3 separate regions of the Homo sapiens genome follow, and regions 1 and 3 are each linked to region 2. Evidence: chromatin loops called from intact Hi-C (ENCODE). Cell type or tissue: Calu3. All regions are shown on one strand. Links, peaks and the distances in the headings refer to the core of each region. The heading gives the core; the rest is flanking DNA.

Evidence for each region. Peaks named below come from ENCODE experiments on the same cell type or tissue, not always from the same donor. Only the 100,000 strongest peaks of a DNase experiment are listed, where the experiment ranks them.
Region 1: it touches region 2 in a loop (7-fold over the local background); 10 of 110 quality-filtered maps call a loop at or near these places.
Region 3: a loop joins it to region 2, with 11 times the contacts of the local background. A loop is called at or near these places in 18 of 110 quality-filtered maps.

The regions. Positions count from the first base shown.
Region 1 is chr17:55,712,803-55,723,382 of GRCh38, reverse strand. TMEM100 (transmembrane protein 100) reads left to right here and starts at 519. Exons shown (of 2, transcript NM_018286.3): 1 at 519-764; 2 at 2,248-3,756. The coding sequence starts at 2,313. The coding sequence ends at 2,717. In Calu3, for the core only: a CTCF peak has its summit at 5,060 (motif pointing right); a DNase peak (open chromatin) is centred at 5,052.
Region 2 is chr17:55,542,756-55,553,335 of GRCh38, reverse strand. It overlaps the pseudogene GARS1P1 and the pseudogene RNU6-1249P. Among named protein-coding and RNA genes, the nearest start is that of SMIM36, 37 kb to the right of the region's middle. In Calu3, for the core only: no CTCF peak of the experiment used is centred there; a DNase peak (open chromatin) is centred at 3,995.
Region 3 is chr17:55,596,315-55,606,894 of GRCh38, reverse strand. No RefSeq gene overlaps it. Among named protein-coding and RNA genes, the nearest start is that of SMIM36, 90 kb to the right of the region's middle. RefSeq lists a silencer at 4,473-4,767. In Calu3, for the core only: a CTCF peak has its summit at 4,928; a DNase peak (open chromatin) is centred at 4,904.

The DNA of each region.
Region 1 (10,580 bases), core at 2,078-7,077, 170 kb before region 2:
CTAAATGAATTAACACTCAACAAGTGGGGTTTTAAGCTTCAGATGACTATCACGCACATATAAAGAATAATGGAAAACCTAGGAACATGGATTTTTGCTGGCTTAGAGACTGAATTCAGCTGCCTGATGACTTCACAGCTGTTTCTGCCACCCTAGAGTATCTGTCCCCTCGGCTCTGTCCCCTCAGCCGGGTCTGCAACGCTGACTCTGGGATTTTCTTATAAAAATGCCTGATGGACGGGAGGAAGATCTGGAGGTCGGCGGGGGAAAAAATGAGTCATTCAAATTCACAAAGCAGTCCGCTTAGTAAATGCTGCAAGAGAAAAAGTAAAAGCTGGCTCCTGTCTCTGGGGAATCTGTAGAAATGATTCGGACTCATCATGTCACTGAGCAAAGCTGGGGGAAGCCAAAACTCAGAATCTGCTGGCAAGGAAAAGAACGAAGGAAAAAAAAAAATGTTAGGGAGGGGCAAACCCGAGGGGGAGGGAATAAAAAGAGAGAGGGAGGGAAAGACAAGCGTCATTTAGGAACAGAGGTAGCCTGAAAGAAGCAGGAACTCCAGGATCCCAAACCAGAGCAGACCCTATAGTAAAGTATTTTTACATCTTTTCCTTTCCCCAGAAGAGATCCCTAACCTATTGTTTTATTGACAGCCTTGCTGTTAGAGGCTCTTTCCCAGAAGTTGGACGAAGAGGCTCAGGCGTTGCTGTTTCTTGTCTTCCAAGTCAAGTGGTTACTCTGGTAATGGATTGCCTCTCTCCGAGGTGAGTGTAAGTAATTTGGGGACAGATCTTGATTTTCAGGTTAGCTCAATCTCAGCTTTGGGGTGAAGTTATTTTTTTCAGACATAATCTCAAATATCTTTTAACTGGCCTCACCAGAAGTTAGGGTGTCATTGGACAACAGTGATTAATTAGTTTGGTGATTAAAAATGACATGTGAGTAGGCAGCTCTAAGATTTAGTTTCATTGCTCAGGGAGTGATATTTTGACTTTCCAGAGCAGGGAAGAACCAGTGAGGTTTGATTTGGAGTTGAATTTGTTTTCAGTGGATGCTTAATATATTTAAAGTATGAATCTCATTGAAATGGTCTCAAGTATCTTTCTTTAAACTTGTTCGGTAACTACAACTGCTCAACTGTGTAGCAGCTAGACAGCTTTTTGAGAATGGAAGACAGTGACTCAACCATGTCTGAGCAGCAGACAAGTTTTCACTGATTTCTCATAGACAGCATTTCAACCAGATACTTTTGATCAAAAGTCTCAAGCTTTGTCCTGAAATGTTCAGGTACGAAATACTTAGAAAGGGTCATTGCAGCAAGTTTTATACACAAAGGCATGGAGGAAAATGAAGGTTGTGAAAGTTTCCTGAAAACCTAGCATGCTTATTTGTTTCTGCATGTTGTAGTATACATAATATCGAAATTTTGTGTTGAGCTTAATAGAAAATTTGTGAATTGACAGCTAATTACTCAAATAATTGATTTTATTTTGCCAAGAGAAAGCACAAAATTATATCCTATGAAGGGGTTGAATTTTTTTTTCTTATTTTTTCTCTTTTATAGCAGATTGGAAGATATTGTTACACTTCAGACCACAAATCCCCACCTCATTTTCAATGAATTTTTTGCTGAACTGTCCACCTAAAGTGGGTAATAAAAAGATCCCAGGGAGCAGGTTGCACTGTGTTTAATAGTAACACAATAAAGATTTGTTGGCTGTCATTCAATGGAGAAGAACATCATTTGTTGCTGGCCACTTGCCTTGACATTGATTTTGTGGGCAGCCAATGGGTGATAGTTTGCAAAGAATGCATGTTATGCCCAGCAAGATTGGCGGAGTCTGAGTTGCTGTAAGTTCTGGGATTAATGGTACGAAATATTGTTTGTAATGTATTCTCCTCTTGAATGAGACCATCTTTGGATTAGGATTCAGGCATTTCTGTGTATTCAGAGGAAGGAGAAGCAATAGACAAAGCAGAAAAGCTTGTAAAACTTTTGTAGACCGCCAGGGTATATTAAACACTGTAAGTGCTTCCTGCTTTTTCTGTCTTCCCTTCATATGCATCTGCTTCATCTTATTTTTTGCCTAAATGCAAAGAGAATGCAACCAATTCAAAAAAAGAGTAAAGTTGCTTTTCACATGGATCTGTGCCTCCTAGAAAGGAGGTGCCTCCCCAGCTTTTCATTTCTGCTTACAGGGTGTACATTCTGATACATGTAGCTGACATCTCCTGTTATCTTCACAGCTTTCACCCTGGTGAGACTGTCCAGATCTAGTCTGTAAACCCAGCTTAGAAGCACTGTTGTAAAAATGACTGAAGAGCCCATCAAGGAGATCCTGGGAGCCCCAAAGGCTCACATGGCAGCGACGATGGAGAAGAGCCCCAAGAGTGAAGTTGTGATCACCACAGTCCCTCTGGTCAGTGAGATTCAGTTGATGGCTGCTACAGGGGGTACCGAGCTCTCCTGCTACCGCTGCATCATCCCCTTTGCTGTGGTTGTCTTCATCGCCGGCATCGTGGTCACCGCGGTGGCTTACAGCTTCAATTCCCATGGGTCTATTATCTCCATCTTTGGCCTGGTTGTTCTGTCATCTGGACTTTTTTTACTAGCCTCCAGTGCCTTGTGCTGGAAAGTGAGACAAAGGAGCAAGAAAGCCAAGAGACGGGAGAGTCAAACAGCTCTCGTGGCAAATCAGAGAAGCTTGTTTGCTTGAGACTGAATACGACCAAATGGGCCATTGGGCCTGGAAAACGTGCTCTGACTTTGTCACCCAATTCACCCAGAACCATGGTGGGAGAGAACAGACTTGGCGTTGGAGCAGACTGGAAGAATGGGGGTGGGAGGGTGGAGGGGCTTCTCCTTTGTGAGGAATGACTCATGTCTTCTTTAACGACAAACTTAACCCTAAGGGCTACTTCTGAGACTGAAAAATCAGCTTTCTATTTACATGAAACACTTTGGGGGTCATGGGAGTGCACAGCATTAGACAGTATTTGGTTCACCCTGTAAAGTAGCCAAGAAAAGATGAGAAAAATCAAGATAGGCCTGGCACACTAGACATTTGCCTCCAAAAGAAATAACCTACAGTCTTAAGATGTATCATAAAAATGTTCTGCCAAGGATCTAAATTACCTTGGGTTTCGCATATGTCTATGAAATTCTGTGATAATTTTTTTCAATACATTGATTCACTGGCGTCTGTTTTCATTTTATACTTTTAATAACTCATCACTGGTGGTACTTTATCTTGAAAAGTAATATTTTTTATATTTTAACATTGGACAGTGTTAGCCAGTTGTAATGATGTATCAGAAGTAAAGAAAAACCCATTAAAGTTATAGCTAATAGATGCTGTTGGGGGTTAAATTAATAGTAAAATAATCCAATATAGCACTTTTGATGATTTTTATATAAAAGTCAACTGTACATTTCATTCAGAATAATAAATACTTATTGCTGCTAAAACTTCTTAAATGGTTGTTTCTGCTATAGTTATTTCTATTGCAGTTCCAAATTGCCATCTTCCCTTGTCTCATTTGCAAGTTCTCAATTGTATTTCTCTCAAATGGACAGGTTCCTTCTTTACTGGAGGATTTTTGTTTTTATCATATTGGTTTTTCATTACTTCTGAATAGTCTTAATTACGTTTACTAAATTCTAAAGGATTTCTGTGCTATTATAATTAGGAAATCAACGTCTTTGGTCAGGAACTTTATAATGTGCTATTAAATGTATATTACATTTTTGTGGAATCAGTTGTTAATTATTTGCTTAACACGTATGCCAGCACCAACTATATGCCAGGCATAATGTAGATTCTCAGGTTTCTTACTCAGTTAGATCTAATACAATGCAAATAAAGTTACTGCTTGAATTCTTCAGTGGACATTGAGCTAGTCCACAGCTAGGACTCTACCCTGTAACTCCAGCCAGAAATACAGCTCATTCATGTAGTTTAAACCACCTTAAGCTAGAATCGAAAGATAGGCATGAAGGTTTCTTAAAACTTGGAAAACAAAATCAGCCTAGCATAGCACACTCATTGAAAGTCTTTCTGTCCAGAAATTTAATTAAACATGACAGGAGCCCTGGGGCCCTTACTACTCCCTCATGCTCAGGTAGTTTTGGTAAGTGGAAACACCCTAAAAATGACTTTGCAGGTCAGATGGTGTCACGTACAGATCAACATTCCTCCCAACCAAATGCAAGTTTAGGGGGCTGTGCTCATTTCAATGCAAGTGAGTCTGTGCCTTCACATGCCTCTTCTCCGTGCAAAGATACTCAAAGCCCACCCCCCACCCCGCCACCGCATTGCTGTATTAAGAAATTACTCAGACAAGGTTCAAGATTCTCCAGTCTGATCCAAAAGGACGTATCCAGTTTTCATACTCACTCTAATCCCCAAACCTCCTTATGAGTTAGCCAGAATAGACTATTCACCATTCTTGCACCCGACTTTGGTTTTCCTGCCTCCATGTCTGTCCAAACTTGTGTTTTCCCTCGCTTATAGTGCCATTGTTTCCTTGATTTTAATCTCCCCAAATCCTGCTTCTCATCAGCACTCAGCTCAAATGCTACCTCTTCCCGGAAGTCTTCCCTTTTATCTGAAAGTAAATGCCCTTTCGTGAGTTCATCTTTTATTCTCTGATGGCATCTTTTATTTTCTGTCGTGTTGGTGGCATAAGTTTTATCCTTATTCCAAAGCTCCTTAGAAGTGTGTGATAGATCCTCTTTTTAACCCTAGTGAAATGCCTAACATAATGGCTTACGGAGATTAAGTACTCAATAAGTACCTAATTAAGGTGCTAAATGAGCCAAAAAATAAAAAATCAGAAAGTGAATGGTTTATCCAGAATTATAGTCCATTCTAATCTCGTTAAAGAAAAAAGTTTAGTTCTCATTTTTCCCCCAAAGAGGCCATCTCACTCTCTATTACACCTCCACTGTAAGCAGCAGTTGGAGGCGAATATTTACTCTCTATTCTTCTCTAGCCTGACCTGGCCTTCAAAATGCTTGAAAAGCAAACTCATGAATTATTTCCGGCCACCAGGGGGCCCCATGCAGCTACTTGAGTCCCAGAAGAAACAGTTCTATGGAAAGACCTAAATTGTAATAACCAAAATGGGATCAAATCTCTCCTAAACGTGAGGAGTTGGTGGAGATTCTCCATTTATCCCACCCTTACACACTTCCCTAAGCCACTTCACAGTGGCTATCTTGGGGTTCTGTTAGTACGGGAAAGACTTGCTCCATTTAGGGAGCTTCTAGTCACATTAAAAGGTATATACTGTTACATAGCTGCACGGCGCAGAGATAGTTCTACACACTGTGAACCCCAACTCCCACGAGGAGAATAAACTCAAATTGGGATTACAAATTATCACAATTATCTCATAAAATGTTTTTATTGGGTAAGGTCTATCTTTACAAATGGTTGTATTATATACAAATATGCAGGTGCGACAGAAAATAAATGAATGCATATAAAATGCATGCATAAATGTATTAAAAAGATAATCTGACTCCTCCCTAGAATATCAGAAACCAGCTATATCACCTAGTGGAATTCCCCCTAAACACAGACATCCCAGAGTGCACAGAAACAACTTTTAACCTTGTTCTGTGCAGCTGGTCTCTGGCCCAGGTGAGAATCATAGCTGTATGGTGGCTCTGCTCCCCATCTTACTCTCTTGGTTAATCTAGGGAATCCTGCCTGGAGAAACTGCACAAGGAGATCACGTGATAGCACAGAAGTTTGAGGCCAAAGGATGAACCCCAGAGAGCCAGATCACAAAGCCTCAAACCTACTTTCCATCACCCGCTCCCCCCCACCATCCCTAAAGAGAAAGAGAGGAATACAGGTGAGAGAGATGTTAAATAGGCGATACATATTCTGGTCTCCAGGCAAGTATTACGGTTCTGAACTTGGAAGATCTTGATATTATAGTGCTCGATAGTGTAACAGCACTCAACTGTACCTGATATTCTTCACCACACTCTGAGGCTGGGAGTATAAGTGTTCACTCCACTTTACAATTGAGGAAACTATAGTTCAGAGAGGTTAAGGGACTGTTCAGCTAAGATCTCACAGCAGGCGAGGCCTAGCACCAGGAACAATAGGTTGACCACACATTGTAGTTGCCCCAGTGTCTTAAACCTCTGGGCTGCTATAACAAAAGTACCATAGACTGGGTGGCTTATAAACAACAGAAATGTTTCTCTCTCACAGTTCTGAAGGCTGCGAAGTCCAATATCAAGGTGCCAGTATATTCCATGTCTGCGGAAGGCCCACTCTCTGGTTCATAAGTGAAGCCTTCTTGCTGTGCCCTCAGATGGTAGAAGGGGCAAAGGAGTTCTCTGTGGCCTGTTTTACAAGGGTGGTAATCCCATTCACGAGAATTTCACCTTCATAACCGAATAAACTCCCAAAAGCCCCACCTCCAAATACCACATTGAAGATGAGATTTCAACATATAAATTGGGGGGTGGAAGGGAACAGACATTCAGTCTATAGCACCCAGTTGTTTTGTTTGTTTGTTTCTTTTTTGAGACGGAGTCTCACTCTATCGCCCAGGCTGGAGTGCAAAGGTGCGATCTCGGCTCACTGCAACCTCTGCCTCCCCGGTTCAAGTGATTCTTCTGCCTCAGCCTCCTGAGTAGCTGGGACTACAGGTGCCCGCCACCACGCCTGGCTAATTTTTGGTGTGTGTTTTTAGTAGAGACAGGGTTTCACCATATTGGTCAGGCTGGTCCCCAACTCTTTACCTCGTGATCCGCCCGCCTTGGCATGCCAAAGTGCTGGGATTACCGGTGTGAGCCACCACGCCCAGCCTATAGCACCCAGTTTTATGCTTAGCCATAACCAAAATCATTTCCAGAATGTCTCTTTAGCAAAAGGAGACAATACAGGTATTACAACATCTACTTTTGAAAAACTCTTGTTAAAGTATAATTTACACAGAGAAAGTTGTACAGCTCAATGAATTTTTATAAACTTGTGGAATTAACATCCAGACAAAGATACTGAATATTGCCAGCACCCAAAAGCTCCCTTTGTATCTACTTTCCATCAGTATCTCTCCAGGCGAAACCACTATGTGGCCTCTAACACCCAGAGTTGTGTTGCCTGTTTTTTAACTTTGCATCAGTGGAATCGTATCAAGTATACTATTTGTTCCTGGCTTCTTCTTGCAACATTATGTTTATGAGCTACAATCTATATGGTTGTACGTAGTTATAAATGGTTCATTCTTATTGCTGTGTAGAATTCCATTGTACAAATACAGTATCATTTATTTAGTCTTTCTACTGTTGATAGACATTTGGATAGTTTCTAGTTTTTAATGACTGAAGATAGTATTTTTGGTAGCCAGCCTCTAACGGTATCACATGATCCCGGACTCCTGGTATTCACAGATTCTGTGGCCTCCTCCCACATTGTCCCAGAGTTGGTTTGTGTAAACAATAGAATATGGCAGAAGGGGTAGTAGTTGACTTCCAAGATTAGGTTATAAAGACATCTTGTTTTTTCTCTCTTTTGATTGCTCCCACTCTCCCTCACTCCCTCTTTCTCTGAGGGAAGCCATCTACCATGTCCTGAGGTCACTCAGGCAGCCATGCAGGGGCCCATGTGGTGAGAAACTGAGGTCTCCAGCCAACAACTAGAGAAGAACTAAGAACTGCCAGCCACTACCTGAGTGAGCATAGAAGTGGATCTTTTCCCAGGGGAGGCTTCCAAGGACTGTGTTCCCGGATGACAGCTTGACAGACCTCATGAGAAACCCATCCAGCCAGGGCTGCACGGTGACTTTATGGGACCTATGCACTTTTGTCTTTGTGGGCCCCTTCCTCCATTACAACAAAAAGGAAGTATCTCACTCACTGGAAGGAGGAAATTGTACTAACAAGCATCGTGGTCCCTAGGCCTGGTGCCTGCCGTACCTAATGGGTACCTTGGCCCTGAACCCAGCTAAGTTATTCCCAGATTCCTCACCCACAGAAACTGTGAGATAATAAATGTCTGTTGTTTTAAGTTGCTAAGTTTGGGGGTAATATGTTTTGCAGCAGTAGGTAGCTAATATTGTGCTATGATGAAATTTGTTCTACATGATTTTTGATGTACGTATGTGCATGTTTCTGCTGAGGGTAGACCTAGGTGTGGAATTCCTGGATTAAAGGACAGTATGTGTTCAGCCTTATTGCCAGAAAGTTTTCCAAAGTGATTGAGTCAGTGTACTCTCCTGCCAGCACTCTTCAGAGTCTGGATGCACTACATCTTCAGCCATTTTTTAGTATTTTTCATCTTTTTTCATTTTAGCCATTTTTATGGGTGTAACATCTGCTTTTAAAGTTTTAAGAAAGGAGACGTAGCACAAGAATGTGGGCTTGATACAGCATAGCAAGTTAGAGATAGGAGAAGGATTTGGAATGGGAAAGTAGGATTTAGATTTGGACTTTGGAGGAGCAAAGCAGCGAAAGAGAAATTCTCGGGAAGTGCTCTGGAGATCAGGAAACCAAACTAGAGACTGGAAGTTTAAGTCATCGCAGTCCCAGCTTCAGCATTTATCAAGCATCCATTATGCTCCAAAGGTCATATTCTGAGCTCCACATGGAATATCTCATTTGATCCTCACAGCAGCCTAGTGAAATAGATACCATTATTGCCTTCATTTCACGGATAAGGAAACTGAGACATAGATGAAGCCATTAAATGAGATCACATAGTGAGCACACTTAGGGCCTGAGTTCAAAATCCAGAACCCACTCACTTAGCCACACTGCCTATCCTGCCTGGTACACAGTAAACTGTCAGTACCTGGTTCTTGAAGGAATGTCTCAAGTAGAAGCTGAGCAACACAGTCTCAGGTGTCTAAGCTAAAGAGTGGGGCCAGGTGGAGTGGCTCACGCCTGTAATCCCAGCACTTTGGGAGACTTTGGGAGACCGAGGCAGGTGGATTATGAGGTCAGGAGTTCGAGACCAGCCTGGCAAACATGGTGAAACACAGTCTGTACTAAAAATACAAGAAAATTAGCCGGGTGTGGTGGCGGGTGCCTGTAGTCCCAGCTACTCAGGAGGCTGAGGCAGGAGAATCGCTTGAAATCAGAAGGCAGAGGTTGCAGTGAGCCGAGATCGCACTGCTGCACTCCAGCCTGGATGAAAGAACAAAAAACTCTGTCTCAAAAAAAAAAAAAAAAAAAAAAAAGAGTAAGGTCAGCAACAGTTTTGAGAAACCCGGACTAAAATTAGAGATTATTATGGAATGATTTGCCATCTGAAGCCAGGATTTTTTCTGACAACCTCCATATATTTGCAGCATTTAACAAATATCAAAACACTCTCTCCTGAGTCTTGTGAGGCTCAGGACCCTAGCCACATCTTCTGCCACCAAACATATGGCTGATGCTTTCATTCTCATCCTCCTTGAGTTTCCCTTGTGGAAAATTCAAGATTCAGATTATAAGCCAGCCTCAGCCTGCCACTAGATGCACAGTGCGAAGGAAGTGCATATTTGGAAACCGTAACACATGTCAGGGGAAATCAAAGAAGGCTTCCTGCAGGTGGTGACTTGATAAGCCCAGGACAGACAAAGGAGTTAACCAGGTGATGGGAATTGAGGAGGAGCAATCAGGAGCACTCACAGATGGAACACCATAAGTGAACATCAAAAGGTGATGGTGAGAGCTAGCCTTCAGCCTCTCCACCTTACTGGGTGAAAATTAAAGAATTTGTTAAGGATATCTATCAACCGCAAAATTCTGTCCAAGCAAAGGGGTTAAATAACTCCAATATCCATAGAGCTCAAACCTATAATCAGATAATGAAATGTTCAGGTTTTTTTTTTTTTTTTTTTTTTTTTTTTGAGACAGAGTCTTACTCTGTCACCCAGGCTGGAGTGCAATGGTGCTATCTCAGCTCACTGCAATCTCTGCCTCCCAGGTTCAAGTGATTCTCCTGCCTCAGCCTCCCAAGTAGCTGGGATTATAGGCACCCACCACCACACCACCACACGAGGCTAATTTTTGTATTTTTAGTAGACACGGGATTTCGCTATGTTGGCCGGCTGGCCTCGAGTTCCTGACCTCAAGTGATCTGACCACCTCGGCCTCCCAAAGTGCTGGGATTATAGGCGTGAGCCACTGTGTCCAGCCAAATATTCAGGTTCTTATATTGCACAAGCACTTGGGGATCATTAATAAAAAAAATTATAACTAAAATCTTTCTCCTCATCATCATATCACATACTATCTTCCTAAAGACACCATAGCACTGTGGTTAAAGTACCTGGGCTTGGAATCCAGCTTTATCACTTACTACCTGTGTATCTCTGCACAAGTCAGTTTCTCTCTGCCTCAGTTTCCTCATTAACAAAATGGGAATAATGTTGGTTCATAATACGGTTGTAGTAATTACTAATTGAGTTAATAGATATAAAGTGCTTATGGCAATGCCTGCTACTCAATACATTAGGTAGGATTACTGTCTGTCTCAAAGTTGACATATGCTTTGAGTGAATCTGTGTGACATATAAAACTACGGAAGCTACAAGAAAATCAGTCAAATAGGACATTAATAGAA
Region 2 (10,580 bases), core at 1,773-6,772:
TCGAAAAGTCTCTCCATTCATTATAATAGATGCCAGAAAACAATGGAACGATTTCTGCAAAGAGCTAAGGAAAAATATTTGTCCATCTATATTCCCACACTCAACTAAATTCTCATGAAAAAAAATGAGGGCAAAGTAAATATATCTTCAGGCAAAAAAAAAAAAAAAACTGAGTTTCTAAGTCCTCACTTAAACTGCTTCTAAAGAATATAGTTCAGCTAAAAGAACCCAAAACCCAGATGTAAAGAGGTGGATTAAAGAAGCAAGGAAAAGAAAAGAAATTGGCAAACTTGTGAGTAAAGTTAATGTATTGATATTTAAAAAATAATATTGACCAGTGTTGGTGGAGGTGATTAAAAACAGTTCAAACTAAGGAACCAAAACTTGGAAATAGAGATGGAATGAAGCTAAGAATCTTTTATCGTTTAAAAAGAGATTAAAGATATTGATTTATTTTAGACTTTGGACTGTATATATGTTAAAGTGTAAAGGCAACTACTAAAAGAATAGAAATAGAATGTAGAACTTCTACAGAGAAGCAAAATAGGAAATAAGTAAAATGCAATTAATCATATAGATGGCAGAAATGGAGGAAGAAAAAAAGGGGAGGGGAGAAGGCAAAAAATAGAAAACACAAAGTAAAATGATTTTTTAAAGCAGCATAAATATACCCCAATAAATGTAAATAAACGTAACTTTCCTCTGAAAAGACAAACTATTAGATTGTTCTGCTTTCTATCCCAATAGATTTTGTTTACAAAGGACAGGCCTGAAAGTAAGGACACAGAAAGATTTAAAATGAACGGATTAAAACATTTTATATCACATAAATGTTAGTCCAAAGGTTTTCTTCACGGCATTAACAGGCTAGTTCTAAAATTCACATAGAAGAATAAGGGAACAAGAAGAAACATGAATATTGGGAAGAAGATAAACAAGGAGTAGGATTTGCCTGACTAAGCATCAAGACTTCTTTTAAATCACAATAACTAGAACACTGTCATATTGGCATGGCAATAGACAAATGAACCAATATCCAAACTACACACATATGGAGATTTAGCAGTGTTACAAATCAGTGGGAAAAGGAAAGACTAGTCAGTCAATGGTGTGGGACACTTGGCTATCCATTTGGAAGTTAATAAAAGTGGATACATCCTTGTGTCAAGCCATATACAAAAAAAAGTGAATTCCATATGAATTTAAAACATTAATCTGAAAAGCAAACTTTTTAAACATTTAGAAAAGATTCTAAATTAGGGGAAATATCTTTGTGACATTGGGAGAGGAAGACATAAAAAACCAAAACCCATAAAGAAAAACTTTTTGAATAGAATATGCCTAAAAATATTAAACAAAAGGTTTGATATATTTGACTACATGACAAAAAGAAAATGTTAGAATGACAAAATAAAACATAAAGTTAACACTTCACAAATTTGCATATCATCCTTGCACAGACAGGGGCCATGCTAATCTTCTCTGTATCGTTCCAATTTTAGTGTATGTGCTGCAAAAGTGAGCACAAAACATAAAGTTAACACATGAGTGAGAGACCAGAAAAGATGTTTGCAATGTGTATGACAAATAATAGGTTAGTATCCAAAATATGTAAATAACCATGACGTTTGTTTGAGTGCAGAGTCTCAATTCACAGGGAAGGAATATGAAGCTGTCTACCTAATACCCAATAAGGGAGCAGTTGGTAAGGCGTATAAGAAGCATGCAAAACTGATGATGGAGTATCTCGCCAATTGTGATGAATGTTACATTACAGAAATTGAGATGCAATTGAATGAGAAAGGGGAATTTACAATTGAACCCGAAGGGAAAACATTTCGGCTAACAAAAGATGTGGCCAAACGTGATGAGATTCCAGAGAACACTCTGTGTGGAAGAAGTTGTTCTGAATGTAACTGAACCCTCCTTCAGCCTGTGCAGGATTATGTATATGGTATTTGAACATATATTCCATGTAAGAGAAGGAGATGAACAGAGAACATTCCTCAGTTTCCCTGCTATAGTCACTCTATTCAAATGTTACGCCCTCTCACTGAGCCAAAACCATTCATGCCATTTATCAAGGAATTATCGGAAGCCCTGACCAGGCACAGGTTGTCTCACAAAGTAGATGATTCCTCTGGGTCAATTGGGAGACACTATGCCAGGACTGATGAGATTGGTGTGTCTTTCAGTGTCACCATTGACTTTAACACAATGAACAAGACCCCCCACAATGCAACTCTGAGAGACTGAGATGCAATGTGACAGATAACAGCAGAGGTCTCTGAGCTGCCTAGCATAGTCCGAGATCTGACCAGTGGCAGCATCATATGGGCCAATGTGGTGGCCAGGTATCCTCTCTTTGCAGAGCAATGATACAGGAGGTAGAAAGAAATTATTTAGGCAGATTTAGTTAGAAAGAAATTATTTAGGCAGATAGTGAGGGCAAACGAGTCCTTAGCAGAGCTTCCCTTCAAACAAAAAGCAGCCCAAAAAATCATTTCTTTCCCAACAAAGAGCAGCCTGAAAAATCAAGCTGCAAATATAGATAAGCAAGCTGGAAGCTTGCACAGGGGAATGCCAGCAGCTGTACCAATAAGAAAGGGCTACCTGGGGGCTAGGCGTGTGCACCATGGAAGCTCCATCTTCCCTTTTTTGTTAGCACATGTACAGTAAGAAAAAAATGGGCAACATGGCACAGCTCAGGCAGGGAACCCACTTGCATAATAGAAGATTGGCATGGGGGCGGCCAGAGATTTGTGCCATAGGCAAATGGCACACCTGGTCCTAACCAGATTTTTGCACCCTATGTAAATCAGACACCACCTCCCCACTAGCTCATCTATAAAAACCCCTGCATTTTGCTGTGGACCAGCAACCTATTTTTTCAGGACTACTCTGTGTAGCAGAGAGCTATTCTTTTTCTTTTCCCAATTAAATTTCCGCTCTTAACCTCACTCATTGTGTGTCCGCATCCTTGATCTCCATGGCTGTGAGACAACAAACCTCAAGTATTTTCCCAGACAATGAGGCCACTTCAACAAGAGACTGGTAAAAAAAAGAGACAATCAAGGAATAAGGACAATTTTTGGCGACGTGCATTAATTGAATAAATAACACATCATATCCACTTTATAAAAGAGAACAGCATTGTGATTACTCCCAGTAACTGTATTCTATCTTCAGTGGCTGTCTGATTTTATCCCCACAATCAAAATTGAAGGAATTCTGAAAAGAAAAAAATCTTAACCTTGGGGGTTAAGATTTCAACATAGGAATTTGGAGGGGGACAAAAATGTTCTATCTGTAGCAGGGTCTAAAAGCACAATTGCCCACTTAATCTCTAATTCATAGAGTAATATTAATATTTAATATACAGTTTACTTGTTAAATGCAGTTCCAAGCACTTTACATGTTTGGATGGTGGCACTCTTGTGTACTGGATTATTTCCTTCGGCTCATACAAACACCTCCTAGTATCTCTCATTAAAAACAAAACCACACCCCTTTTGAACTCTCATAACCCTCCAGATGCTTCTCCATTTCTCTGTACTTTTTCATTGTTTAGGGTTGTCTACAAACATTATGTCCACTTATTCATTTTCCACTTACTCTTACTCACTACAAGCTGAGTTTCACCTCCACTACTACACAGCAATTACTCTTGTCTGTGTCACCTGTAATCTCCATGTTACCAAATCCTATGAGCACATTTCTGCCCTCGTTTCAGTTGATTCCATAGTAGCATTCCACATAGTCAATCACTCCTACCATTTTGGAACTCCCTCCTATATTGGCTTTTGTGACACTCTTCAGTCTTGGTTTTCATTATATACCATTGCCTACTCCTTGCCTGTCTCCTTTACTCCTCTTCTACCCAATCTTTAAATGTTGGCACTTCTCAAACCCCAGTGGCAGCACTCCTTCTTTTTCTATACTCGTTCTCCTGATATAACCCAGTCGTTCTCAACAGGGTGTGATTTTGCCCCCTAGAGGACATTTGCCAATGACTAGAGACATGTTTTACTGTGACAACTGGGAGTATGTCACTGGCATCTAAAGGACAGAGGCTGGAAATACTACTAAACATTGATGGTGAGTATACAATCCTAAAATGCACAGCACAGCCTCCCACAACTAAGAATTATCTGTTCCAAAGTGCTGCTGGTACATTGAGAAACCCTGCCCATGCAGGCTTTGCCTTTTTACTGTCTGTGGCAGACAGTATGTCTTGTCTTCTGGTATCCATTCTCCCCTTCTTTTTAGTAATGGAATTGACATTTCATCAGGTAGCATATGGCCATCCAGTTTATAGACTCTATGTTACAGCCTCTCTTGCAGCTAAATAACATGTGTTACCCCTGGGTCGTTTCCTTAAAAAGAAGGTGCACCTTTTTCCCTATTTCTGAATGATAGGATGTGGTCTTGGTGCTAATGAACCAATTTCCACCATACAGAGAAAAATAATATTCAAGGGATGACAAATAAAAGTGCCGTGAATCCCTGAATGACCTTGTGGAGTGGAGCTGTCTAACTAGATCACCCACCTATCTCTGAACTATGACATGAATGATAAAGAAACTTGTGCCTTGTTTGATCCACTATATTTGGGTGCCTCATTTTAAAAATCTTAATTGATCTCCCACTGACATACCATCTATATAATACCTGATGGAGCTATAATTTGTAATCACTACCTTGAGTTCCTCTCTAAACTTCAGATTTATAAATTAACTACCTACTTGATATGTATTCTTGCATATCTCCCAGAATCTCAAACTTAACGTTTTCAAAATGAAGCTATTGATTTCACCACCAAACCACCCCTCTTTGGCCTTTCCTCCACTCAATAAATGGCTAGAAATTGTAAGTCATCCTTCATCACCGTCTTTCAACCCCAAATATATGCCTTCATTTTTGCTTCCGAAATAAGCATGATATATGCTCATTTTCTTATAGCTATTTCTACCATCTTGGTTCACGCCACTACCATCTCTCTCCTGGACCATTGTGATAGCCTCTGCACTGGGCTTCCTGTATTTTGCTTTGCTCCTCCGATTCATTTTCCACAGAGAAGCTGGAGGAAATCTTTCTAAAATAACAATCAGATAATCACATGCTTTTCACAAGACTTTTCAAAGTCTACCTAATGCGCTTAAAATAGAACTCATAATTCTTACCCAGAGTCTACAAAGATCAGCATAATCTAATCCTTGTATAGCTTCATCTTGGGCCACTCTTGCCTTTTACACCTGATGCCCAAGCCACACTGGTCTCCTTTCAGTTCATCACACAAAGCTCTTTCCTGCCTCAGGACCTTCACTCATACTGTTCCTTCTGTCTTAAGTGCATTGATCCCTCCTTTCTGCATGGTTGACCCACCTCCTTCTGCAATTTCCTATCTTCACAGATGCCTCCAGGGCCAAGCCAAATAAGCTTCTTCCCTCTCCCCTTGTTATTCTCTGTTAATGTGCCCTGTTTATTTCCTTTATGAAACTTATCACCATTTCTTATTATATACATATACGTATGTGTGTGTTTTGTCTGCCTCTCCCACAAATACATGGATTCTGGTTGTTTTATTCACCAATATGTATTTGGTATTAACATTGCCAGGCACACAGTAGGTACTCAAGATTGTGTGTGTATGACTGTGTGTGGTCAGTTGTTCATTTGTATTTATTGAATGAAATAATGTTTCAGCAAAGCATGGTTTACCCTGGATTTCACCCCATAAATTCTATCCAGTTGAAAGCAGGGTACAATGAACATTAAGGGCAACCTGAAAGGGGAAAGGAGTTGCACTCAGATGACATGAAACTTAATGAGAGATGATTACACACAGCAGTGGGTTGTGTGGGAGGGAAGAACATGATGCTGACTTGGTAACATAGATCTCTGCTCAAATCATCATTCACTTCCAGTAAGAGGAAAATGTAAAACAGGTCCAACTCTTAGAGGCTAATTGTTTAAGATAGAAGTTAGGAAGAAAAAGAAAGAAGGAAGGACAGGAATGGGAAAAGAAGAAAAGAGAAGAGAAAGCACAGAATGTTCTTAATGGTTTTATTCTCATTCAAGAGCAATGTATAACCAGGGAAGAGGGAAATCTGATGAAATACTTGGAAAACTTCATTGCTGGAACTAAAGTGATCTGTACTGGTCTTTGAGAAAGGTCTTATTGAATAGTTGGCTGCCAGTCTCAGCAGTCCCTGATGATAAACACTGTCTGTGTATAAATTATTCATGTCTTCTTTTTTTTTTTTTTTTTTTTTTTGGAGACAGGGTGGTGCCCTGTCTCTGCTGCCCAAGCTGGAGTGCAGTGGTGCGATCATGGCTCAGTGAAGCCTTGACCTCCCAGGCTCAGGCAACCATCCCACCTCAGGCTCCCAAATAGCTGGGACTATAGGTGCATGCCACCTCTCCTGGTTAATTTTTTAAATTATTTGTAGAGACAGGATCTTACTATGCTTCTTAGGCTGGTCTCAAATACCTGGGCTCAAGCAATCCTCCTGCCTTAGTCTCCCAAAGTGCTGGAATTACAGGCGTGAGCCGCCACATCTGGCCTCATGTCTTTTTTTCAGCAAGAACTGGTCATAGCACTTTCTTCTCCTTTTTCTGACACTGCCTCTAGAAGATCCATCCTACTCACAGTCTCACCACCCACACACACCCACCCATTGTGCAGGACTTCTCCAACCTGTGGCTGGTTTCACAACTTGCCAACACTGATCTGAGATGCCAGTGTTGGCTGTGTTTTTCTGGTTTTCTTCTGAAGGGCAACAGCACCTTGAGAATGAGTACCATCAGAAACTAGCATTATTCCCAGGTCTGTTATGTACAAGGTGTTTTACTAAAGTAAGCCAGTCAATCCCTTAGAAAATCCAATAAGAAATGTATTGCTCTCCCCACTTTACACATGTGGAAAGTAAGACTCAGAGAAGTTATGTGCTTTTTGTCAGTCACACAGCTAGTGAGAATCTGTGTCTGCTCTGTTTGATCCCCAGCACATGATCTCTTCTCTGCATATGGTACCTCTCAGCTACAAGGCAGAAGTTTTTAGACAAATAAAACTACCTCACTACAGCCAGAGCGATCTTTTTAAAAATGTAGACCTAATCATATCCCTCTCCAGCTAAAAATACTTCCTAAAATAGTTCCTTACTAACTAGAGCTTACGCCGCTCCCTCTCCTGGAAATACTAACCCTTCAGCATTAAATCCACACCCAAACCCACATGCACACCTGTGTGCACTCACACACACACACACTCACATCATTCAGTTTCATTTAAATAACTACAGTCATGTGTCGCTTAACGACAGGGATACATTCTGAGAAATGCATCATTAGGGGATTTCACTGTTGTGCAAACAGCATAGATTGAACTTACACAAACCTAGATGGCATAGCCTCCTACACACCTAGACCATATCGTATAGTCTATTGCTCCTACGCTACAAACCTGTACCAAATACTGTAGGCAAATGTAACACAATAGTATTTGTGTATCTAAACATAGGAAAGGTACAGTAAAAATACGATATCATAATCTTACAGGACCACTATATACGCTGTTGATCGTTGGCCAAAAGGTCATTACTCAGCTTATGACTAAATTTCCTTTCAACCTTTACTATACCCTAAACCAGTGGTTCACCAACCACAGAGTCAGCACAAATTATCTGGGAATATTGCTCAAATTTTTAATTTTCAGGTCCCACCCTCAGAAATTCAGTATCCATAAATCTGAGGAAGGGGTCAAAAATCTGTATGTTAAACAACCACTTGAAATGAAAGAAAATAAAGTCCTTATTCTCACGGAGCTTACGATTTCCCTGGAGTAAAACCAAAAAATAAACTGATGGACATATGGTATATCAGGTGGCAAAGAATAATAAATAATGTAAAAAAGTACTGATAGGGAGCTATCGTATTATTTATTTATAATTTTTTTTTTTTTTGAGACGGAGCCTCACTCTGTCGCCCAAGCTGGAGTGCAGTGGTGCGATCTCGGCTAACTACAACCTCCACCTCCCGTGTTCTAGCAATTCTCCTGCCTCAGCCTCCTGAGTAGCTGGGACTCTAAGTACATGCCACCATGCCTGGCTAATTTTTTGTATTTTTAGTAGAGATGGGGTTTCACCATGTTGGTCAGGCTGGTCTCGAACTCCTGACCTCGTGATGCGCCCACCTCAGCCTCCCAAAGTACTGGGATTACAGGCATGAGCCACTGCACCCGGCCCGTATTATTTATTTAAATTTTTCTTTTTAAAGGAAAGGGTTTTATCTATCTTCTTCACCGTTTCATCCCAAGTATCAGGGATCTAGCACTCATCAAACATCTGTTGAGGTAGGAATGGGACTACTTTACACATGCTAGAAATAAGGATCCTCATAATAGCTTTTGTAAAGTTAGGAATGATGACATGATGCCTAATGCTGCCACCTAAAGCAGCCTATGTAAGCATTCCGAAGTAGAAGTCAGTGGTTCAGAGCCAAGGAACTTAAATTGTGTTTTGTTTCGTTTTGTTTTGTTTTGTTTTTGAGACAGCGTCTCGCTCTGTTGCCCAGGCTGGAGTGTAGTGGCACAATCTCAGCTCACTGAAACCTCTGCCTCCCAGGTTAAAACAATTCTCCTGCCTCAGCCTCCCGAGTAGCTGGGCTTACAAGCACACATCACCATGCCTGGCTAATTTTTGTATTTTTAGTAGAGATGGGGTTTTGCCATGTTGGCCAGTCTGGTCTCAAACTCCTGGCCTCAAAGTCATCTACCCGTCTCAGCCTCCCAAAGTGCTGGGATTACAGGTATGAGCCCGGGCCACCACGCATGGCCTGGAACTTAAATTTTATCACAAAAATAGAACAACAGGAGTTTTACATATAACCAAGATGGAGTAACAGGTGATTGGATTTACTCTTTCACTAAACAACCAAAAAAAACAAACATGTAACAGTGGTTTTCAAGCAGTAGACATCAGGCACTATAGGGCAGAGATACTTGAAACTCAGAGAAACAAACAAGGTAATCACTGTTGCCCTAGTTTACTGCCCGAACAGATACTTCTGTCCAGGCAACACTGCAGGGGTGTAGCACCCACGCAGAGCCCAGCTGTCACCCTGAATTGAGGAGAGAGAGCTCGGCGTCTGAGAAGGCAAAGGTGGCTAGAATTTGCAAGACAGGTCCCTGGAGAGAAATTATGCACGCAGAGAAAAAGATTGAGCTCCAGAAATATTCAAAAGGTCCCCCTCAAATGTTCAGCTGCATATTGACAGGTGCATGCATGTGAGAAAACTGTATGAGACTATGGAAGGAACATCCAAAAAAGAGCACAAGTAACCACTGCTAGGGCTCACAAATCCAAGAATAGTCCATGTTCTCACCAGGCAGAGTAGAACACCTTGTAATTCATAGTCCATTAGGTGGAGCATTCAGAAAGGCATTGCCTCAGTAAAGGGAAAATTTAGTTCAGGATCAAAGGCCAGTCTAGTCCTACCTTAAAATGCTTAAAAGCAAGCCTCAGAAAGATCAAACTACTTGCTAATAATGTAACTGTGTTCCAAAACCAGGTAAAAATATTTACTAGAATATAAAAATATAAGATACAAGATATAGAATATAAAGATAACCAGCACCCAACAATTACACAATGTCTGGTATACAATCAAAAATTACCAGGCATGCAAAGAAGCAAGAAAAAATGGCCTATGCTAAGGACAAAAATTAAACCATCATTCTCAGCAAACTGTCACAAGAACAGAAAACCAAACACTGCATGTTCTCACTCATAAGTGGAAGTTGAACAATGAGAACACATGGACATAGGGAGGGAAACATCACACACCGGGGCCTGTCAGGGGGTGGGGGGGCTAGGGGAAGGATAACATTAGGAGAAATACCTAACGTAGGTGATGGGTTGATGGGTGCAGCAAATCACCATGCCACGTGTATACCTATGTAACAAAACTGCACGTTCTGCACATGTACCCCAGAGCTTTAAGTATAATTTTAAAAAAGAAAAAAAATTAATCAATAGAAACAGACCCAGAAAAGAAAAAGATAATAAAATTAGTATAAAAAGACATTAGAATAATAATTGTTAATGATATTTAATGTGTTCAAGATGATAGGTGTAAAACTAATCATGTTTTGTAGATATATAAAAAATATTTTCCAAAAGACCCAAATTAATCTTCTAGAGATGAAAACAACAATTTCTGAGATTAAAAATGTACTATATGGAATTAATAACAGATTACACATTGTGAAAGAAAATACCAGTAAACTGAAGATACAACAATAGCAACTATCCAAAATGAAGTACACACACACACAAACACACGCGCGCGCGTGCATGCACGGCAGACAAAAAATAAATAGAACATTAGCAAGCTGTGGGACAACTTCAAGAGGCCTAATAAGATGTAATTAGAATTGCTGAAGGAGAAGAGAGAGAGGAATAAATAGGAAAAAAATTTTTGAAGCAAAAAAGTGTAATTTTTTTCCAAATGTAATGAACACTATAAACCCACAGATTTAAGGAGCTCAATGAATCCAAAGCACAAAAAAAGTAAACCAT
Region 3 (10,580 bases), core at 2,852-7,851, 52 kb before region 2:
TTGGCTTAACTTTCTCTGGGTTGGTATGTGCATTTTCTAGTAGGGATTGAGTGAAAGGCATGTTATTTTTAAGAAGCAGGAGGAAGGAGGAGGTTGCCTCTTTCTACTAAGTGCTGACCAACAGCTGTAATTTTAGTGGTAGTAACTGACGAAGGAAGAGGAGGGAGGAGATTGCCTCTTTCCACTAAGGGGTGACCAACAGCTGTAATTTTAGTGGCAGTAACTGACAGGAACAGCTTGATGGCATCATGTTTAATGGGAAGAGACCAGCTCACCTCATGCCCTGGTTGCTATGTACAGAGATCTGAGGAGTCCATAACAAAGGCTGTGAGAGTCACTGCTTAGAGTAGAAGGAAACAGGGGCTGTCCCAGAAAAGGGGGGCTTGCTTTTGTCCAGCCCTGTTGGAATTTATGAGGTCTGTAGAGTGGAGTTTATAGAAGTGACTTGGGAGGCAACGAAAGCCCCTATGAATTTCTCAGATATCCTTCACTCCAAGAAGCTTCCTAAGTAATTATTGAACTTGGGAGAACATAATTAAAGAACACATGTCTCCTGCGGCCATATTTAGACATAGTGGAAGACTTTTTGGCATTTTGAAAATAGCATCAGTTTCTATCTTATGCACTCTGGGAATTCTCTGACCCATCAGCAATTGGCCACTTCTTGGAGGAGGATGAGAAATGAGCCACATAATTTTAGATGTGAAAACCAAAGGGAAAATAGGTTTCATTAGCCCTGAGGGAAAAAGAAGCATACATTTCAAGAATAAATATGCATAAGTTTAAGAAATAAGCAGACATATTTTCTTGGCTTCCCACTTCATATCCGCCCTGAGAAGAGAAAATTGAGGACACATGTTGCTGAGGCCCCACAGTGGATGTAGCTGACCATAATGTTGCCAGGTCCACTGCAGAAATCAATGTTGCTGACCACAGTGGAAGCCAAGTACCCAGGGCAGGGGGGCTGACAATCAAGTGACTCAGAGTCAAAGCTCTGTCCCCAAGAGCCCTCCAAGCAAGAGAGGAGGCAACAAGTGTTTGTTCTGTTGCGAGCAGGTATAGAGTGCTGGAGGGTGCTAATATTAACACAGATCATTTGGAACTAGAAAATGCAAGGCAAAGGTCCTGATCCTCCATCCTACAGTGAGGCATACTTTCCCTTAATGTCAAATCAGAATTTTCTATCTCCTATCTTGCTACTTTAGGAATCGCAGTCTTTTATCATGTTCCCCACCCCAAGTATTTCTGAGAATCCCTGAGGCCTGTTGGGCTGCCCCACAGGTCCACTCTGTTTGTCAGCTCAGTCAGTCATCTGAGATTGGACCAGCTTTTTGTAGACTCTTCTTACTATCTCATGATCAAACTTCTCAAGACTCATCATCCCCAAAATGGACAGTTATATCTCTTAATTACCCAAGCACAAGAAAGCCACTCTGTAGTATGTAATGTTCCTTTATTGAAGGCATTGGGCTCTAACAGAAAGGAATTGAAACAGACAAGAAGGAAAGTAAATGCTGGATCTGAATATGGCTATTCCCAATATCCACAATGGTCACCCACACCATTCCTTCTGCTTTTGATCATGTTATAGGGGTCAGTTACTTCCCCTCATAAGACAGCTGTCAGGTACATCTTCATTTCCTGGAGCCCGGACCCCCAAATCCTCTGAGTGGTTATACATAGCCCCAAAGGAAAAATAAACAATCTCAGTGATGTTATCCTAAACACAGTAAAGATGACCTTTTATACGAAGAGCACAGCAACATTGCATCCCATTATCCAGAACATCCCATTGCTGAACAGAAAGGCAGGCTCAGCTCTAATTTTCTGTTACAACAACAGTAACAAAAGCAATAATTATAATAGGAGCTATGGTTTATTGAATTTCTACTCTATGCCAATAACAGCACTAATGACTTATATGTTATTTCTAATATTTACATCAATATCAAGGTTAGGTATTAGTCCCATTTTATTCTAAGAAAGCTAAGGGCCGGGCGCGGTGGCTCACGCCTGTAATCCCAGCACTTTGGGAGGCCAAGGCAAGCGGATCACGAGGTCAGGAGTTTGAGACCAGCCTGGCTAACATGGTGAAACCCCGTCTCTACTAAAAATACAAAAAAATAGCCGGGCAGGGTAGCGGGCGCCTGTAGTCCCAGCTACTCGGGAGGCTGAGGCAGGAAAATGGCGTGAACCTGGGAGGCGGAGCTTGCAGTGAGCCGAGATCACGCCACTGCACTCCAGTCTGGGCAACAGAGCAAGACTCCATCTCAAAAAAAAAAAAAGAAAAAGAAAAAAAAATAAGGAGAAATAAAGTAAACTGTCCAAGATCAAACTTTTGGAAAAATTAGAAATAAGATTAAAATCAAGATATTTCAAGACGCTGAACCAGTATGATGGCTGACTCCTTCCTCTGAAGTACTGAAGAGGGAAAATACCTAGAAATTTGTCAAGAGAGCTGGAGTTATACTGTTTAGGACTGGTGTATGAGTGAGGCTTTGACTTTGAATAGAAGGAATAACGGCATACATTGGGAGAGTACAATAAGATAGGAACTCTTGGTGTTTTCCTCTTGCTCTTCTCTGTTGCTGCCTCGGACAAACAATTTCTGTCCTCATCCTTATGGCTCTCAGCTCTGGTCCAGGTGTGCAAGGTAATACAAACAAAGGAGTGCAGAAGATATGTATTTGTGAGGCATTAAGAAAAACAGGTAGAGACTAACCTTGAGCAGAGAATCCCCATTCATCCCCTTCCAAACTCTTTAAGACTGATTAGCTTTTACAATCTCAGGATGCTACTTCCTCTGGGCAAAGAATGAGGCCTTGACCTAAGGGCCAGAAGTAACTAATTGGTTTTTCTGTACCTGGCCTTCTCCCATGGCCATATTTAGGCATAGTGGAAGACTCTCTGGCATTTTTTAAATAGCATCAATTTCTATCTTATAGCCCCTGGGAATTCTCTAACCCACCAGAAATTGGCCACTTCTTGGAGGAGGATGAGAAATGAGCCACATCGTTTTATTAATAGATGTGAAAACCAAAAGGAAAGCAGGTTTCATTAGCCGTGGGGGGAGAAAAGAAGCATATACTTCAAGAATAAATACATGTGAGTTTAAGATATCAGCAGACATTCCCCCCTCCCTCCCACCACCCACCCCGTCCCCCACCTACCATGCCCAAGGGCTTAGCTCCCTAACCTGAGCTAATTAGGGCTGCTGCAGCTTAAGATCTACCCTTCTCGACAAAGTAGCCAATATCTCCTGGGGAAAATGATCTCACAAAGCAAAATAAAAATACATTTGAAAAGCACAACTATTTTAAATAAAAACAACTTACGGGTTACATATGGTGCCAAAGAAGAAACATTAGAACCGAAAGAGATGATAAAAGTTACAATTAATAATAGATATAAAAAAACCTAGTTAAAATAAAGAAAAAATCAAACAAATAGCATGAATTAGCTAAGGAATAGATTCAAAATGTGAAAAACCGGATTGAGAAAAATCTCTCAAAAGGAAGGATAAAAAGGCAAGAAAATATAAAACATAAAAGAAAATCTAAGAAGTGGAGGGAGAGCAAAATACAACTAGAATTAGTAATATGAGAATAATAGAAATCCCAGAAAGAGAAAGCAATAATAAGAAAAGAAAACATTTGAAGAAGTAATGGAGATAAATTTTCCCAAATAAAAGAAAAGAAGGAAGAAGAGGACACTTTACAGTAAAAGAGTCAGATAATTCCAAAGAGGAGAATAAAGAAAAACCCACATTAGACATCTTATTAAAAAATGTAAGAATATCAAAGGCAAGGAGAAAGTTACAAAAGCTCCTAGAGAATAAAAAGCAGATCCTGCAATACTGATCGAGAATCGGATTAATTTCAGATGTTTCAACACCAACACTAGTAACAACCAACAGCAAAAAAAGAATTTCTAAAAATAGAGTAGTATTTTTAAGTATTGGGGGAAAAATGTACTTAGAGCAAGAAGTTCATATTCAGCCAAACTGTCATTTAAGTATGACAGGATGCTAAACATATTCTCAGGCATACAAATCCTCAGAGTGACACAAAAATATTCATACTGAAATAAATTTTGTATTAAGTATTTTAATTAGAATACAGAACATTCCAGGAGATGGCACAGATTTATATAAAGTAACGACCATCTAATACCTTGGTAGATTTTGATGTTACCTTAAAAAGTAGCTATAGAGTGATATCAGCAAGATGGTGGAATACGAAGCCCAAGACCTCACTCCCCAACAAAAACCTTGACTCAACAACAATACATGCTCCAAAATGCCTTTATAAGAATGCCGGAAACCAGTTAGGAAGATGCAATATCCCAGGCAAACTGAAAGCCAATAACATCTCCCCTGAAACAGGTAAGAAAAGCTATTTCATGTCAACTGCATCAGACCTTCCCCAAAGCTAGCACAGATCATGATCAAAAGGAAAACTCCAATATATAGCTTCTCTTTGGGAAATAAAAGAGAGGAGTGGAATGCACATTCAACATTTCAGCTTTTGAAGGGAATGCCTGGACTGGTTTTTGTCTTGCCTAGCACAGAGCATTGATGGGGAAACCTACATACTTTGGATTCCTGGTAGCCTCTGAGAACAAAAGAGAGCTCAACAACTTAGAAGCAGCACCAGAGAACTTGCAATACTGCAGACAGAGCCAACATAGCTCATCAAGATAGGGAGAAAGTACCAAGATCATGGCTTTTCCCATAGGAGGAAAAAAGGAGAGAAATGTGTGTCCAACCTTCTGGCTTTTGTTGGGGGCTTCCTAAGAAACTGATTTCTGTTTCACCTGGCTCAAAGCACTGATGGAAAACTGGCATATTTCAAAGTCCTGGGGGCCATTGAGAAGAGAGAGAGCTCAGTGGCTTGTGGAAGTGCCAGAAAATTGCAGTGCCATAAACATCCACCAGAGTGAGTAAGAGACTACAGCTCCTGAAAAACCAGCAAACCTATCTAATTGAGAAATAAACCCAGAGAAAATGCATCCCCAAGAAAGGTTTGAAAGACCTCTGGAACCTCCAACCAGGCTGACTGATGAATGTCTTCTTCTATGTGAAGCCAGTCCTTAAAGACTGGGAGAGGTGGTTATTTTTTTTCAAATGCAAAATCACAACAAAAATTACAAAGCACACAAACAAGGAAACATAACCCAATCAAAGAAACAAAAAAACTCCAGAGACTGACTCTCAAGAAATGGAAATCTATGAATTAGCCAACAAAGAATTCAAATAATCTTCTTAAAGAAGTTTGATGCATTACAAGAGAACACAAGTAACTAAACAAAGTCCGAAAAACAGTGCATGAACAAAATGAGAATATCAAAATAAGATAGAAACTATAAAAAAGAACAAAACATATTGGAGCTGCAGAATACAATAACTACATTGAAAATTTTACTACAGGGTATCAATAGCAGACTTGATCAAACAGAAAAAAGAATTAGGAAACTAAAAAACAGTTCATTTAAAATTATAAAGTCCAAGGAACAAAAAAAAAATAATGAAGAAAATAAAAGAAAGCCTAAGGGACTTATTGGACACTATCAAGCTGACCAATATATGAATTATAGAAGTCAAAAAGTGAGAAAAGAGAGAATGGAGCAGAGAGTTTACCTGAAGAAATAATCACCCAAAACTTCCCAAATCTGAGGAAGAAAGTGGATGTCCGAATTCAAGAAGTTCAAAGGACTCTAACTAGGATGGACCCAAAGAGGCCCATGGGAGACACGTCATAATAACACCTTCAAAAGTCAAAGACAAAGACAATCTGGAAAACAACAAGAGGAAAGCAACTTGTCATTAAAAAGTGAGCTCTCATAAGGTTATCAGCAGATAACTCAGCAGAGACATTTTATAACAGAATGGAGTGGCATGATATAGTCAAAGCACTAAAAGAAAACAAAATTACCAAAGAATTCTACATCTGGGGAAACTGTCCTTCAAAATGAAAGAATAAGACCTTCCCAAATCAATAAATGTTCAGGGAGGTCACCACTACACCTGCCATATAAGAATTGCTAAACAGAGACCTTCAAGTTGAAATAAAAGAATGCTAACACCAGCAGCACAAAAGTATATGAACATTTAAAGCTCTCCATAAAGGTAAATATATAAATAAATACAGAAACAAATTGTAATGCTGGTGTATAAATCACTTTTAATTCAGGTATAGAATTAAAAGAAAGCATATAAATAACTAGCTATAAAACTATATTAATGAATATAAAATATTAAAATATGTAATTTATGACATCAATAGCATTAATGGGTGGTAGAGAATGAAAAGGAGTAGAGTTTTAAATTCTATTGAAGTTATAATCAGTTTAAAATATATTTTATAACCAGAAGACGTTTTATGTTATCTCTATGATAACCACAAGAAAACATCTATGGAATATACACAAAAGAAAATGAGAAAGAAATCAAAGCATGTCACTACAAAAAAATCAATGAATCACAAAGGAAGGCAGCAAGAAATAAAAATGGAGAGAAAACTCCAAGACATACCAAAAACAATAAAATGGCAATAGGAAGTCCTTCTTTATCAGTAATTGCTTTAAGTGTAAATGGATTAAACTGTCAAATTATAAGACATAGAATGACTGAATAGTTTCTTGTTTAAAAAAAAAAGATCCAACTATATACCCTCTACAAGAAACTCACTTTAGGTATAAAGACATACATTGGCTTAAAGAGAAAGGATAGAAAAGGTATTCCATGCAAATGGTAATCAAAAGAAAGCAGAAGTGGCCATATTTATATAAAAAATAGACTTTAGTCAAAAACTGTCTAACAAGAGACAAAGAATGACATTATATAATGATAAAGAGTACATTCACTAGGAAGATACAGCTCACAGTAGAGTACCCAAATATACGAAGCAAACACTGACAGAATTGAAGGGATAAATGGACAATAACACAATAATAGTAGGATAATTCAATATTCCACTTTTAATAAATGATAGATCAACCAGACAGAAGATCGACAAGGAAATAGAGGACTTGTACAAAATTATAGACCAAATGAACTTAACAGAAATATACAGAATATTCCATCCAACAGCAGCAGAATACACATTCTTCTCAAGAACACATGGAACATTCTCCAAGTAGATCACATTTTGAGCCATAAAACTAGTCTTAACAAATTTAAGAAAATTGAAATCACACCAAGTATCTTTACTGACTACAATGGAATAAAACTAAAATTTAATAGCAAAAGGAAAACAGGAAAATTCATAAATATATGAAAATTAACACACTCTTGAATAATCAAAGAACAAATCAAAGGGAAATTTTAAAATATCTAGAGACAAGTGACAATGAAAACACATTACACCAAAACTTATGGGATGCAGCAAATGTACTCCTAAGAGGAAAGTTTATAATGTTAAACACCTATATTAAAAAAGCAGAAAGATCTCAAATCAACAACCTAACTTTTTAACTCAAGGAATGAAAAAAAGAAGAAAAAAATAAAACCAAAGAAGGGAAAAAAATAGCAAACATTAGAGCATAAATAAATGAAATAGAAAAACATTAGAAAAATCAGTGAAAATAAGAATTAGTTCTTTGAAAAGATCAACAATATTGGAAAATCTTTAGGAAAACTAAGAAAAAAGAGAAAAGATTAAAATAACAAAAAGGAGAAGACATTACAACTAATGCTATAGAAATAAGAAAGATCATAAGACTACTATGAGCAATTATACAGCAACAAATAACCTAGAATAAATGTATAAATTTCTAGAAGGATGTAATCTACTAAGACTAAATAATAAAGGATTAAAAATCAGAACATACTTATAACAAGTAAGGAAATAAATCAGTAACCAAATCCTCCCAACAAAGAAAAGTCCAGGATCATAAGGTTTCATTGGAGAATTCTGCCATACATTTTAAAAATTAGCACCAATTCTTCTCTTAAAAACAAAAAGATGAGGGAACACTTCTATGAGGCATGCTATGAGGCTAGTGTTAGTTACACTGACACCAAAATGAGACATAAATACTACAAGACAAGAAAACTACAGACCAATACCCCTGATTAATGTTCATGTAAAACCCTCGATAAAATACTAACAAAGAAAATTCAACAGCATATTTAAAAATTATAACTTATAATCAAGTGGCATTTATTGCTGGAATGCAAGGATGGTTCAACATATGAGAATCAATCTAATAACCACATTAATAGAATGAAAAACAAAAACCACATAATTATATCAAATTGATGCAGAAAAAGTTTATGGCAAAATGCAGTACCCTTTTATGATGAAAAAAAAAAGCAATTAACAAATTAGGACCAGAAGAAAAACTGAAAACTCCCCCTTTACAAAAAGGAACAAGTCAAGAATGTCCACTCTCAACACTTCTAGTCAAACTAGTACTGGAAGTCCTAGCCAAAAACAATTTTTTTAAAAAATCAGGCAAGAAAAGAAATGAATAGAATAGAAATAGATAATGAAAATGTAAAATTATCTGTATTCTCATAATCACAGATGACATGATACTATATGTAGAAAACCCTATAGATTTCACAAAAGACTGTCAGAACTATTAAATAATAAACAAATTCAGAAAAGTTTCAGGACACAAAAATCAGTTGTGTTTCTATACACTAATAATGAGCAATCCAAAAAAAAATTAAGCAAACAACCCCATTAACAATAGCATCAACAAAAATGAAACACGTAGGAATAAACCTAAACAAGTAGGCAAAAGACTTGTACACTGAAAACTACAAAACATTGCTAAAAGAAATTCTAAAGACACAAATAAATGGAAAGACATCCACTGTACATGGATTGAAAGACTTAGTATTTTTAAATGTCCATATTACTCAAAGCAATCTACATATTTAATGCAATCTCTATCAAAATTGCAATGGTATTTTTGTAGAAATAGAAAACAAAAATTCTAAAACTCCTGTGGAATCTCAAAGGACTCTGAATAGAAGAAATAATCTTGAGAATAAAAACAAAGCTGAAGGCCTCATACTTCCTAACTTCAAAACACAAACCTACAGTAATCAAAACGGCATGGTACTGGCATAAGGGCAGACACATAGACCAACAGAACAGATAAGAGAACTCAGAAATAACCTTCACATATATGGTCAAATGATGTTCAGCAAAGGTGCCAAGGCTACACGATAGAGAAAAGATAATTTCTTCAACAAATGATGTTGGGAAAACTGTATAACCATGTGTATGTCCTTGCCTTACACCATATATAAATACTAACACAAAATGTATTGAAGACCTAAACATAAGACCTGAACCTATACAACTTCTAGAAGAAAACAGAGAAAAACCTTCATGACTTTGAATTTGGCAGTGGTTTCTTGGATATGACACCAAAAGTAGAGACAACAAAAGCAAAAATAGTCAAATAAGACTACATCAAACTTAAAAACTTCTGTGCAGCCATGGAAATAATCAGCAAAATGAAAAGGCAACCTATGAAATAAAAGAATATATTTATAGCCATATATCTGAGGCAGATTGAGTATATCTTATTTGAAATGTTGAGACCAGAAATGTTTTGAATTTCAGATTTTTTGAGATTTGGGAATATTTGCATTTACATAATGACATATCTTGGGGATGGAAACCAAGTCTATATATGAAATTCATTTACATTTCATACGCACCTTATACACATAGCTGGCAGGTAATTTTATACAATATTGTTAATCATGCATGAATCAAAGTTTTGACTGGTTTTTGACAGTCACCAGTCACATGAGGTCAGGTGTGAACTTTTCCATGTGTGACACCATGTCAATACTCAAAAAGTTTCAGATTTTGGAGCATTTCAGATTTTGAGTTTTTGGATTAGGGATGCTCAACCTGCAATAGGTTAATATCTAAACATATTTTAAAACCCCTGCAACCCAGCAACAACAAGAAATTCGATTAAAAAATAAGCACAGGGCTTGAAAGAAGATAAACAAATGAACAACAAGCATATGAAAAGATGTTCAACGTCACCAATCATTGGAGAAATGAAAATAGAAAGCACAATACTATATCACCTCATATTCGTTAGGATGGTCATTTGTTCTGTGGTGAACATGTCTATGCAAACCTACCTCCAAAAGACTGAGGAAGCTGAGAGGCTGAAGAAAGAGGCTGACATATCCAGTTTCTCAGAAAGAAACATTTAATAGGGATTTACAATGCCATGTCTGTGTCTCAGGCAGCGAGACAAGATGGCGGATCCTGGCACCATCTCTTTTACGATCCAGGGCTTATGTACCATAAAAAATGGTATTCATGGTTCAGAAGAGATGTGTAGGGCAACTGAAGTATGATAACATCAAGGTTGTTTAACCTAAGAGCAGGCTTTACAACAAGTACATGCTCTTACACAAGGAACAATAGATAAAATGAAAATTTATGAGGCCTTCCCAGAACTGGAGTTAATCAGAAGTCAACATGGCAGATTAGCATCCAAGATGCAGTTGCTTTTGCCCCCATGTCATTAACCACAAATAAGCAAACCAAACAAACAAACAGAAAAGAGAAAATAACAAGTTTTGGAGAAGA